2 separate regions of the Homo sapiens genome follow, and region 1 is linked to region 2. Evidence: chromatin loops called from intact Hi-C (ENCODE). Cell type or tissue: natural killer cell. All regions are shown on one strand. Each heading gives the region's core, and the rest is flanking DNA. Links, peaks and the distances in the headings are about the cores only.

Region 1 (5,367 bases), core at 242-5,241, 62 kb after region 2:
TACTACCAGTTAAGAAGACACGGTGGCCATGTTTAGGTTCTACAGCAATTTAATTTTTCATGGGTGAGAATCTTCTCACTTTCAACAGTGAAAATGACCACAGTCCAGCCCCCAGGTCCACTGGGAAGACAGGGACTAGAATTCTCGCAGCAGGAGGCGGGCACGCGGGACAGACTGAGGGAGCACAGGGCCTCACCTGGCTCTGTCCAGCCTGGCGTCACTCCCGCCATAAGCCGTGGCTGCCACACTCTGAACAGAGACCCAGGGTAAGATGCACACTTTAGGCTATGGCCCTCCCCGCCCAGGCCCAGAGGCATTCAACAGAAAACTATGGTAAGTACCTCCAGGACTCACCTCCCTGCAGCCCGAGACACTCGGGCCCCTTTTAACCCAAATATGGTCTGACCCCTCAAAATGACCTCACAACCTGTGGTTACACCCTAAGTCTGACAGACATCAATTCCATAGGCACCAGGTTCAAACCAGCACTCAATGACCCTCTGCACTTGCTGGCATCAACATCAACTCAGAAAAGAGGCAAGAAGAAAAAATTGACTCGGCCCTACACAAAAATGAGCAGCTGAACCAGCAGCTGAGAGCGGCCATTTTCTTCTGATTTCTACGCAGGTCTCTTGTTGGCATTAAGCAGTTGGGGAAACCCCCCTCGTGACTCTGCATGGGGGCTCCTCTGCAGCACGGTGACACTGCGCAGGTGTGGCACAGGCCAGGTGCCCGCGTGCTGCAGGAGGGCACTGCTGCAGGAGCCCACATCTGCCCGGCACTGAGCACTGTGACCCGTGGCCTAACCGGAACAAATCCCAGGCTCCATGGGAGTCACAGTGGCCCCGGGCGAGGGTGCCTCAGCCTGGACTCCATCCCTCATGTGAGACAGTCGGTCACAGCGGCAACAGACACCAAAGGATACCCCTCTGCAAGGGAAAACCTTCTCCCCAGAAAGCCGGGCCCGTCGGCCTTTAGGCGGAACTGACCAAATCTCCACTCAGACCTACCAAACCGGTGTCACAGCATACAAAAGAAACACACACACAAAGGCCACAACATGTGCGTACAATGAGACTCAGGAAGAAAACTTTCAGCCAAGAGTGCCACAGAAAGTGACCTCTCTACACCCATCAGTAAACACCGTCCTGAGAAGTCACAAGCCTAAGTCACTCAGCATCAGGGAGCACAATGACAGAAGTGTCTATTCCACAAACCCTACAGTCACTGCCTCATCAAATAACTTATCAGCAACCTAAATACAAGATCTGCAAGGGCTCCAAAGTTCTAAAATCAAAATCATAGAAAACCAAAAAAAAAAATCCCCAAAATGATAATACAAGTAACCAAGGCAATGCAAATTAAATTATAACAGATGCCATTTTACACATCTAATAGGTCACATTTTAAAGCCTGACCACAACAAAAGTTGTCAAGGATGTGGAATATCAGGGACTCTCCGACGGCCTGGTGGGAGTGTGTGATGAGCATGTGTGTGATGCACATGTGTGTGCCTATGTGGTATGCATGTATGTATATGTATGTTGTGCATGTGTATGGTGTGTACATATGCACCTGTGTAGTGCATGCTTGTACATGCATGTGTGTGCCTGTGGTGTGCAAGTGTGTGATGTGCATGTGTGTACAGAAACTTGGCACACTGGAGAGCAGCTTCCACCAGCCCCAACAGGTGCCCAGATATTCTGGCCCTGGTCCCCGTGGAGGTGCACGGAGAGGGCTCGCCGCATCAGCCCATGTGACAGCCGAACAGGAAACAGCCTCAGTGTCCACTGTGGGTCTGTGGATGCATTCTGGTGTGTTCACTCGGTGGAGCAAATTTCACAGCAGTTAAAATGCTGCATGACCTCACAATGCCTGCAGGACAAAGCCACAGGAGGACACAGGTGGCATAGTGACAGCCCCCGGAGCGTGCCATCAAGGAGGACCTATACATCTGGCAACTTCAGCACGGGGGCTGGGCCAGGCATCTGCACAAGGAAGGGAGCCCACAGGCTGGGACAGATGCCTGGGTGAAGGCGGCTCCTCCACTTCAGGGGCCGGGCAGCCCCCCGAGACACCAGGGCACGGCAGACCCCAACTCAGGTTCCACCCAAGTCTGGAACTGAATTTTCTCCATCAAAAGCACCAAGCGCTGAGCCAAGGTGAATTCCAGCAGGTGAGAGGCTGTTCATCCTCTTACGAAAAGGGGAAACGCGTGTTTTTCATCTGTGACGCAGATTCCTAATGCAGCAGCTGCCATAAAACGCTGAAGTCACCCCCTGGTCTGTCTGTGCAGACCACACGTGCTGAGGGCAACAAAACACCCTGCAGAGTGTGACAAGGTGTGTCAGTGTTGTGCCTGTCTGGGTCACTCTGCACGAAAACTAAACTAAAATTGTCAAGGTTATCAAAGTTCATAGACCATTTTTCTCCAAGACGCTAGGATACACTTGAACTCTCTCCCTGATAGGATAGAAGCCCCAAGTGTGTGCATTTGAGTTTGTGACCCACGGCTCTCAGGAGGCGAGTCAGGACGGCCCCACTGTCCAGAGGCTCCTGGTCACCCCGTGCACTTTGTGAGCACACACCAACGGCGCCAGGTCCCCTGAGTCACTTCAAGCTCCTCATCCTCCCAGCGTGGCCACGCCCCAGCCCAAGCCCCCCTTCTTCCCCTTCCGGCCAGGCAACTTATCAGAAGTTCAAAAAAACAGATAGGCCCCAGCAGCTCCACTGGGCCAGCGCCTGTAAAATGGGGTGAACGTACTCAGGGGACAACAGCCTCTCCTACGACATCTTCTCACTGGTCTCACAGAGGGATCAGGAGCGCCCTTCCCCAGCACGGTGAAGGAACAGGGGCCTGAGCACCATCACATATCACCACCCAGCCTGCAGCACCTGGTCCTGCCGCTTGCCATCCACACCCCCCCACCCCACCATGCCATCTATGCCACCCACTAACCACGCCAGCCACACCACCTATGTCACCCACAGCAGCCATGCCACCCACACTGCCCATGCTACCCACATCAATGCCAACCACGCCACCCATACCAATCATGCCACACACAATACCATGCCACCCATACTACCCACAGGGACCAACCACGCTACCCACATCAGTGCCAATCATGCCACCCACATGGACCATGCTACCCATGCCACCCACACCAACCATGCCACCCACACCATGCCACCCATACCACCCATGCTACCCACATCAATGCCAACCACACCACCCACATTGATCACACCACCCACACCGATCATGCCACACACAATACCACGCCACCCATACTACCCACAGGGACCAACCACGCTACCCACATCAGTGCCAACGACGCCACCCACACCAATCATGCCACACACAATACCACGCCACCCACATTGATCACACCAACCACAGCAATCATGCCACACACAATACCACGCCACCTATACTACCCACATGGACCAACCACGCTACCCACATCAGTGCTAATCATGCCACCCACATGGACCATGCTACCCATGCCACCCACACCAACCACGCCAACCACAACCCACAACACCCATGCCACCCACATCAACCGCACCAACCACGCAGCTTCCCAGGCAGGCTCAGCACCTATTTCCCGCCTCTCAGTAGCCTGAACAGCTGCCCCTTCCTTATTCTCCAGTTGGCTCTGATCCTCTGAAGCCCTCAGAACCCAGCCCCGCCACTTGCCCAGGAGACCCTCTGCGGTGTCCACCTGCACTGTGGACTCTGCGTGCCCTAAGCCACCCTCCAGCCACTGGACAAATCCCTCATCTCCTGCTGGAGCTCAGAAGCCAGGGAAGCCGGTGACCACAGCCGTGGAGCCAGGCAGCACAGTACACTACCCCTTTGCCCTGTGAGCACAACAGGCTAGTGAGGCCCTGAAAGTGACAACAGATATTCCAAATACTTCCTATCTGAATAAATATTTAACCAAGGCTCTGAGGAGGCGCCCTCGAATCCTCCCTCCCTATCCCACTCAATATTCCACCAAGGCTCTGAGAAGGTGTTCACCAGTCCTCCCTCCCTGTCCTACTCAATATGCCACCAAGGCTCTGAGAAGGCGTTCACCAATCCTCTCTCCCTATCCCACTCAATATTCCACCAAGGCTCTGAGAAGGTGTTCACCAATCCTCCCTCCCTATCCTACCCAATATTCCACCAAGGCTCTGAGAAGGCGTTCACCAATCCTCCCTCCCTATCCTACCCAATATGCCACCAAGGCTCTGAGAAGGCATTCACCAATCCTCCCTCCCTATCCTACCCAATATTCCACCAAGGCTCTGAGAAGGCGTTCACCAATCCTCCCTCCCTATCCTACTCAATATTCCACACCAAGGCTCTGAGAAGGCGTTCACCAATCCTCCCTCCCTATCCCACTCAATATTCCACACCAAGGCTCTGAGAAGGCATTCACCAATCCTCCCTCCCTATCCTACTCAATATTCCACACCAAGGCTCTGAGAAGGCATTCACCAATCCTCCCTCCCTATCCCACTCAATATTCCACATCAAGGCTCTGAGAAGGCGTTCACCAATCCTCCCTCCCTATCCCACTCAATATTCCACACCAAGGCTCTGAGAAGGTGTTCACCAGTCCTCCCTCCCTATCCTACTCAATATTCCACCAAGGCTCTGAGAAGGCGTTCACCAGTCCTCCCTCCCTATCCTACTCAATATTCCACCAAGGCTCTGAGAAGGCGTTCACCAGTCCTCCCTCCCTATCCCACTCAATATGCCACCAAGGCTCTGAGAAGGCGTTCACCAATCCTCCCTCCCTATCCTACCCAATATTCCACCAAGGCTCTGAGAAGGCGTTCACCAATCCTCCCTCCCTATCCTACCCAATATTCCACCAAGGCTCTGAGAAGGCGTTCACCAATCCTCCCTCCCTATCCTACCCAATATGCCACCAAGGCTCTGAGAAGGCGTTCACCAATCCTCCCTCCCTATCCTACCCAATATTCCACCAAGGCTCTGAGAAGGCGTTCACCAGTCCTCCCTCCCTGTCCTACTCAATATTCCACCAAGGCTCTGAGAAGGCGTTCACCAATCCTCCCTCCCTATCCTACCCAATATTCCACACCAAGGCTCTGAGAAGGCGTTCACCAATCCTCCCTCCCTATCCTACCCAATATTCCACCAAGGCTCTGAGAAGGCGTTCACCAATCCTCCCTCCCTATCCTACCCAATATGCCACCAAGGCTCTGAGAAGGCGTTCACCAGTCCTCCCTCCCTGTCCTACTCAATATGCCACCAAGGCTCTGAGAAGGCGTTCACCAGTCCTCCCTCCCTATCCTACCCAATATTCCCCCAAGGCTCTGAGAAGGCGTTCACCAATCCTCCCTCCCTAT
Region 2 (5,367 bases), core at 59-5,058:
CCCTGCAAAGCCACAGGGGCAGAGCTGGTCAAGGCCATAGAAGCCCACCCCTTGAGCCTGTGTGCCCTGAGTGTGGGACATAGACTCTGAGGAGATGATTTTGGAGCTTTAAGATTTAATAGCCGCCCTACTGGGTTTCAAACTCGCCTGGGGGCTATAGCCCATTTCTTTTGGCTTATTTCTCCCTTTTGAAGCAGAAATGTTTACCCAATACCTATATCCCCATTGTATCTTGGGAGAAAATAACTTGTTTTTGATTTTGCAGGTTCATAGGTGGAAAGGACATGCCTTGTCTCAGAGAAGTCATCAGACATGGGACTTCTGAGGTGAGTCAAGACTTTGGGGGGACTATTGAGAAGGGATGATTGTATTTTGAAATGTGAGAAGAACATGAGATCTGGGAGGGGCTGGGGCAGAATGATACAGTTTGTATATTTGTCCCCGGCCAAATCTCATGTTGAAATGTGTCCCCAGTGTTAGAGGAGGAACCTGGTGGGAGGTGTTTGGATCATGGGGGCAGATGCCTCCTGAATGGACTGGGCCATCCCCTTGGTGATAAGTGAGTTCTTACTCTTGAGTTCACATGAGGTCTGGTCATTTGAAGGTGTGTGCACTTCATCCCCACTCGCTCTCTCTTGCTCTGGCTTTCACTGTGTGGCATGGCTACTCCCCCTTTGCCTTCTGCCTGACTGAAAATTCCATGAGGCCTCCAAGGGCTGAGCAGGTGCCAGCACTAAGCTTCCTGCACATCCTGCGAACCGTGAGCGAATTAAACCTCTTTCCCTCATAAATTACCCAGTCTCGGGTATTTCTTTACAGCAAAGCAAGAATGGCCTAATACACTCTTCTTCCATGTTAGCTGGAAACAGACACTGCCTATCACATCATTCTTAAAATTACCATCAGGAAAAACTGTGAAAGACTTTAAAATGAGCAATAATGAGAGTGCCTCCATTTAGCTCACCTATTTGGGTTATCTCTACCTTTAGTTGTCTCTGAGCTATGTTGCAACTCTGTGAGTTTAAAAGCTGATGATGATGGAAATGATTCTTGACCACAGAAATGCACAATGTCCAGCAGATGTGATGGATCATGACCCTGTGGACAGTGCCAGCCTTGCATCCGTGAAGCACACTCATGTCAGTACTGCTGATGGGAGAAGCTATTTGCCTACATTCTGGATTCTTCCCTGAACCAGTTCTACATCTTACTGGGTCTCTCCCTGATAAATAAACAACATTTATTATCTCAATTTAAAACTCTATTTTTAAAATAGGTATTTAAAGTGAATAAGTACCTATTCATTTTATATTTGCATGACAGACAACATTATATCCTGTTTTAAAATTTATCCTCATTCCCACAAGCAAACTTTAAACTACCTCAAGGTCCAACAGAAAAACAACTTTAAAAAATTAAGGCCTAACTATATCATAAAATATTCTGAAGCTATTAAGATAGACAGCATATATTAATTCACATAGAAAGATTTCCCAGCTTACAAAAAAGGCAGAGAGAGTAAGCTGTACGCACATGTGTCTGCTGCCCACTTGTGGATGACCCACTTGTGGACTGCACACCTGCCCACAGCCACGCAGGCAAACACATATGATGGGGTGTGCATCATGCTGGAGGCAAAACTGGGGAAGGAAAGAATGTTTATCCTTTTCTGCTTTGATCAGTATCCTCAGACTTCTGTGTGGCAGGCAGTTGCTCCACACACGCCACGTGCCAGACGCAGTCAGGTGCTCGGTGAAGCAATGCACAGATAGCCAGAAGCTTCCACTCCATGTACTGTCTTTGTCAACAGGAAGAAGGTCACAATGGATGTCCTGGCTACCTCACCTGCAGTCTGAGGATTCAAGATCTGCACTGGCCACACGAGCAGGTAACAGCCGCTCCTCCACACCCTTCAGGTGTGGCTCACAGGAGACCTTCCCTCTGGGAAAGGGGTCCTCCACCGCCTCTCACCCAGGCAGTGAGCGTGTGTGAGTGTGAGCATGCCCACGGCCGGTGGACATCCCTTCCTCTCGTCCCTGCAGTCACCGGAGGGAAAGCTTCTTGTCCTTAGATCAGACCAGGAGGCAGAAGGGCCCTGAGAGAGCCACAGGGTGGCTTTGCCCCAAGCCACACTGCACAGGAGCTCTGAAGGGCGGGGACTGTCTGCTGAGCTGCCTGCAAAGAGCCAGAGCCCAGGGCCAAGCAGGGTCTGTCCTGGCTCTGCCTCAGCCTGTGGCTTCGTGGCTCCCCACCTCAGCTCGTCACTGGGAGACCAAGAATCAATACAGCCACCAACCAGGGCGCGGTGTTTGAGGAGTCACCAGATGATGGAGGGAGAGAGAGCCTGCAGAATCTTCCTACAGGTGAAGGCTGCGGGGCTGGGCTGGGACATGATGCCGAAGCTGCAGAAGCGGCCTGCATCTGACCCCAGGGAGCAGACAGACCCAGGCTGCTTCGAAGGACCTCAGGCGGCCTCTCCCCACCAGCGCAGCAAAGCAACTGGCCAGCACGATGGCTCCACAACCCCCAAACATCCTCACTCCCAGAACAGACTGCCCAGGAGCTCCTGCAGCGTGAAGCTGGCCTTCCTCCCTGCTGCATGGTGCCACTCGCCACTGGCCAGAGCTACAGGAGATCCAGGACCCCATATCCCCCACGCCACGTCCCCCATCACCACATGACACATCGCCATGTCACCATGTCCCCCACACTGCATCCTCCACGCCACATTACCACACCACCTCCATCACCACCACACCCTACCCTGTCACCATGTCCCATGTCACTACCATGTCCCATGTCACCACTGCAACCCCAAAACCACATCCCATGTCACCACCCCATCCCCTATCACCAACACACACTATGTCACCACCACGTCCCATACACCATGTCCCATGTGACCACAGCATCCCACACACACCACATCCATCAGCACCACATTCTACACCACCACCACATCCTGCGTCACCACCATGTTCCCAATACCACATATCCCACACCACGCCCACGGCGTCCCCGCACGCCACATACCTCACACCACGCCCACGGCGTCCCCGCACGCCACGTGCCCCACACCACGCCCACGGCGTCCCTGCACGCCACATGCCCCACACTGCACATCTGCCACTGTGGTCCTCCCTTGGATGCTTGTTCACAACCAACAAAGCACAGGCACCTCCCACTGCAGCTGCCTCCCACGCCACCCTGTGGTTCTTTCAGGGCCCGTCTGCCTCCCGGTCTGACTTAAGGACAAGAAGCTTCCCCTCCAGTGGCTGCAAGGACAGGAGGAAGGCATGTCCACTGGCCATGGGCATCCTCACGCTCACACACATGCTCCTAAAACGACGCACACGACCATCCCTCACCGCTCCCCACAGGACCCGGAACCGGCAGCTACAGAGGGTGAAGCCCATCACCACTAAGAGGGGAGGCCCCTGTTCCCCAGGCCCAGGGCCTCAGGTGCCAGGCCCACCAGGCCATGAAGGTCGCAGCCTCTCAGCTGAGAGGCTCAGCTGCACAGCTTTGTTTATCCCAGCCGCCCAGAGCGGCAGACACCCCCTTGCCCCAGCCTGGGGCCTCCCAGCCCCTCAGTCTCCAACCAGCTCCTCCACCAACCCAGTGCCTACACTCCACTGACCCAGGGCCCACTCTGTCCTCAAAGCCCGCCCCTTCTCCTGGGTCTTCTTAGCTTCAAGCAAGGGTGCCCACCTCAGTCCCAGCTGCCCACTCTCCAGCAGGGCCAGTTCCTACCCCAAAGACGGGGCCCTCAAGCAAAGGGGCCTGCCCAGCTGCTTCACCAGGGGCAGAAATGCAGCCGCAAAGCTGTGTGTCGAATGCAGGCTGGGTCCCACCCCTTCGGTCAAACCAAGCGCAGTGAACTTCCAGGTTCCGAGAGTTCAGGAGCCTCCCCGCACCCAGCAGCCACTTCCTCCAACTCCACTGAGCAGCGGCCACGGGCCTTCACCCCAGATGCCTGGGGGTTTAGAAGGAAACTCGGTGGGCCAGAAAAGTCACGTGTGAAAGCCACACAGAAGTCTTCCTCATACAGCATCCCATGTGCTTCCAGGGTGCACATTTTTTAAAGGCTAAAACCAGCAGTTGCATCCTGAGCTGGTTCCGGACGCCACACTTGGAAGACAGGCAAGGAGTATGGGAAGCTTCTGAGATGAAGCCCTCCATTGTGGCCCACGGGCTGCGGGCCGCCACGAGACAGTGCTGGGAATTCAGAGCAACTCGAGACGTGGATCGGGCCACTGTGGGGACAGAGGGCAGCAGCTCCAGGCCCAGACTCGGGGCTCCCTCTTGCCCCACGCACCATCCCTCCATCTGAGTGCAGCCTGGCATCCCCCAGCAAGCGTTCTTATCGGGTCCTCCACACTGACCCAACGCTGGACGCGTCACGGGAAGGCGTTCTCTTCACTCAGGCTGCGGCAACAAAACACCGCAGCCTGCGGGGCCTACGCCACAGACGTGTGCTCCACAGGGCACCTGAAGCTGGGAGGATAAGAGCGAGGCCAGCCCATTCCACGAGGAGGGTCCACTCTTCACAGACGGCACCTTCTTGCCGTGTCCTTGTAGGATAGAAGGGGTGAGGCAGCACTCAGGCCTCTTCTTTCAGGGCACTGATTGCATTCATGGGGATGGAGTCCTCTCCTTGCGATCTCATCGGCCCCCAGAGCCAGGCCTCCTGAGGCCACCACCTTGGGGGCAGGATGTTAACACAGGAATGTGGGAGGGGCCATAAGCATTCTGAAGACAGCAGCGGGGGCTGGCTCCTGTGTTTGGGGCCTGAGCCCCTCCTGACATAGAGAAGATTCTGGAACCCCTGGTGATGAGTCTGTGAGTCTGATTCTCAGGAGAGAGGACGGAACCTGGACGGGTGGACAGGACAGCTGAGGAGGCCAGCACAGGGTGAGCCCAGGCTCTGCAGCTTTGTTTATCTATTTATTTTTTTGAGACAGGGTCTCACTCCATCACCCAGGCTGGAGTACAGTGGTGCAATCTCGGCTCACTGCAACCTCTGACCCCTGGGTTCAAGCGATTCTCCTGCCTCAGCCTCCCAAGTAGCTGAGATTACAGGCGCCCACCACCATGCCTGGCTAATTTTTTGTATTTGTAGTAAAGACGGGGTTTCATCATGTTGGCCAGGCTGGTCTCGAACTCCTGAGCTCAAGTGATCCACCCGCTTCGGCCTCCCAAAGTGCTGGGATTGCAGGCATGAGCCATCGTGCCGTCCAGGCTCTGCCTGGGGACTCAAGACTTGGGAAGGCGTGCCAAGCTCTCCAGTGCCAGGCTGAGTTCTGGACCTAATCTTCGAAAGCCGTGGGTCCCAAAGGCGTCGAGGGTGCTCACGACTGGCGATGG

What was found. Peaks named below come from ENCODE experiments on the same cell type or tissue, not always from the same donor. Only the 100,000 strongest peaks of a DNase experiment are listed, where the experiment ranks them.
Region 1: it touches region 2 in a loop (2.8-fold over the local background); 7 of 110 quality-filtered maps call a loop at or near these places.

The regions. Positions count from the first base shown.
Region 1 is chr10:132,552,732-132,558,098 of GRCh38, reverse strand. The region is part of intron 1 of INPP5A (inositol polyphosphate-5-phosphatase A); the gene reads right to left. Among named protein-coding and RNA genes, the nearest start is that of INPP5A, 18 kb to the right of the region's middle. RefSeq lists an enhancer at 2,284-2,784. In natural killer cell, for the core only: no CTCF peak of the experiment used is centred there; DNase peaks (open chromatin) are centred at 1,468, 2,248 and 2,648; H3K4me3 peaks cover 306 bases; H3K27ac peaks cover 1,819 bases.
Region 2 is chr10:132,614,057-132,619,423 of GRCh38, reverse strand. All of the region lies in intron 2 of INPP5A (inositol polyphosphate-5-phosphatase A), which reads right to left. Among named protein-coding and RNA genes, the nearest start is that of INPP5A, 79 kb to the right of the region's middle. In natural killer cell, for the core only: no CTCF peak of the experiment used is centred there; a DNase peak (open chromatin) is centred at 2,953; H3K27ac peaks cover 1,104 bases.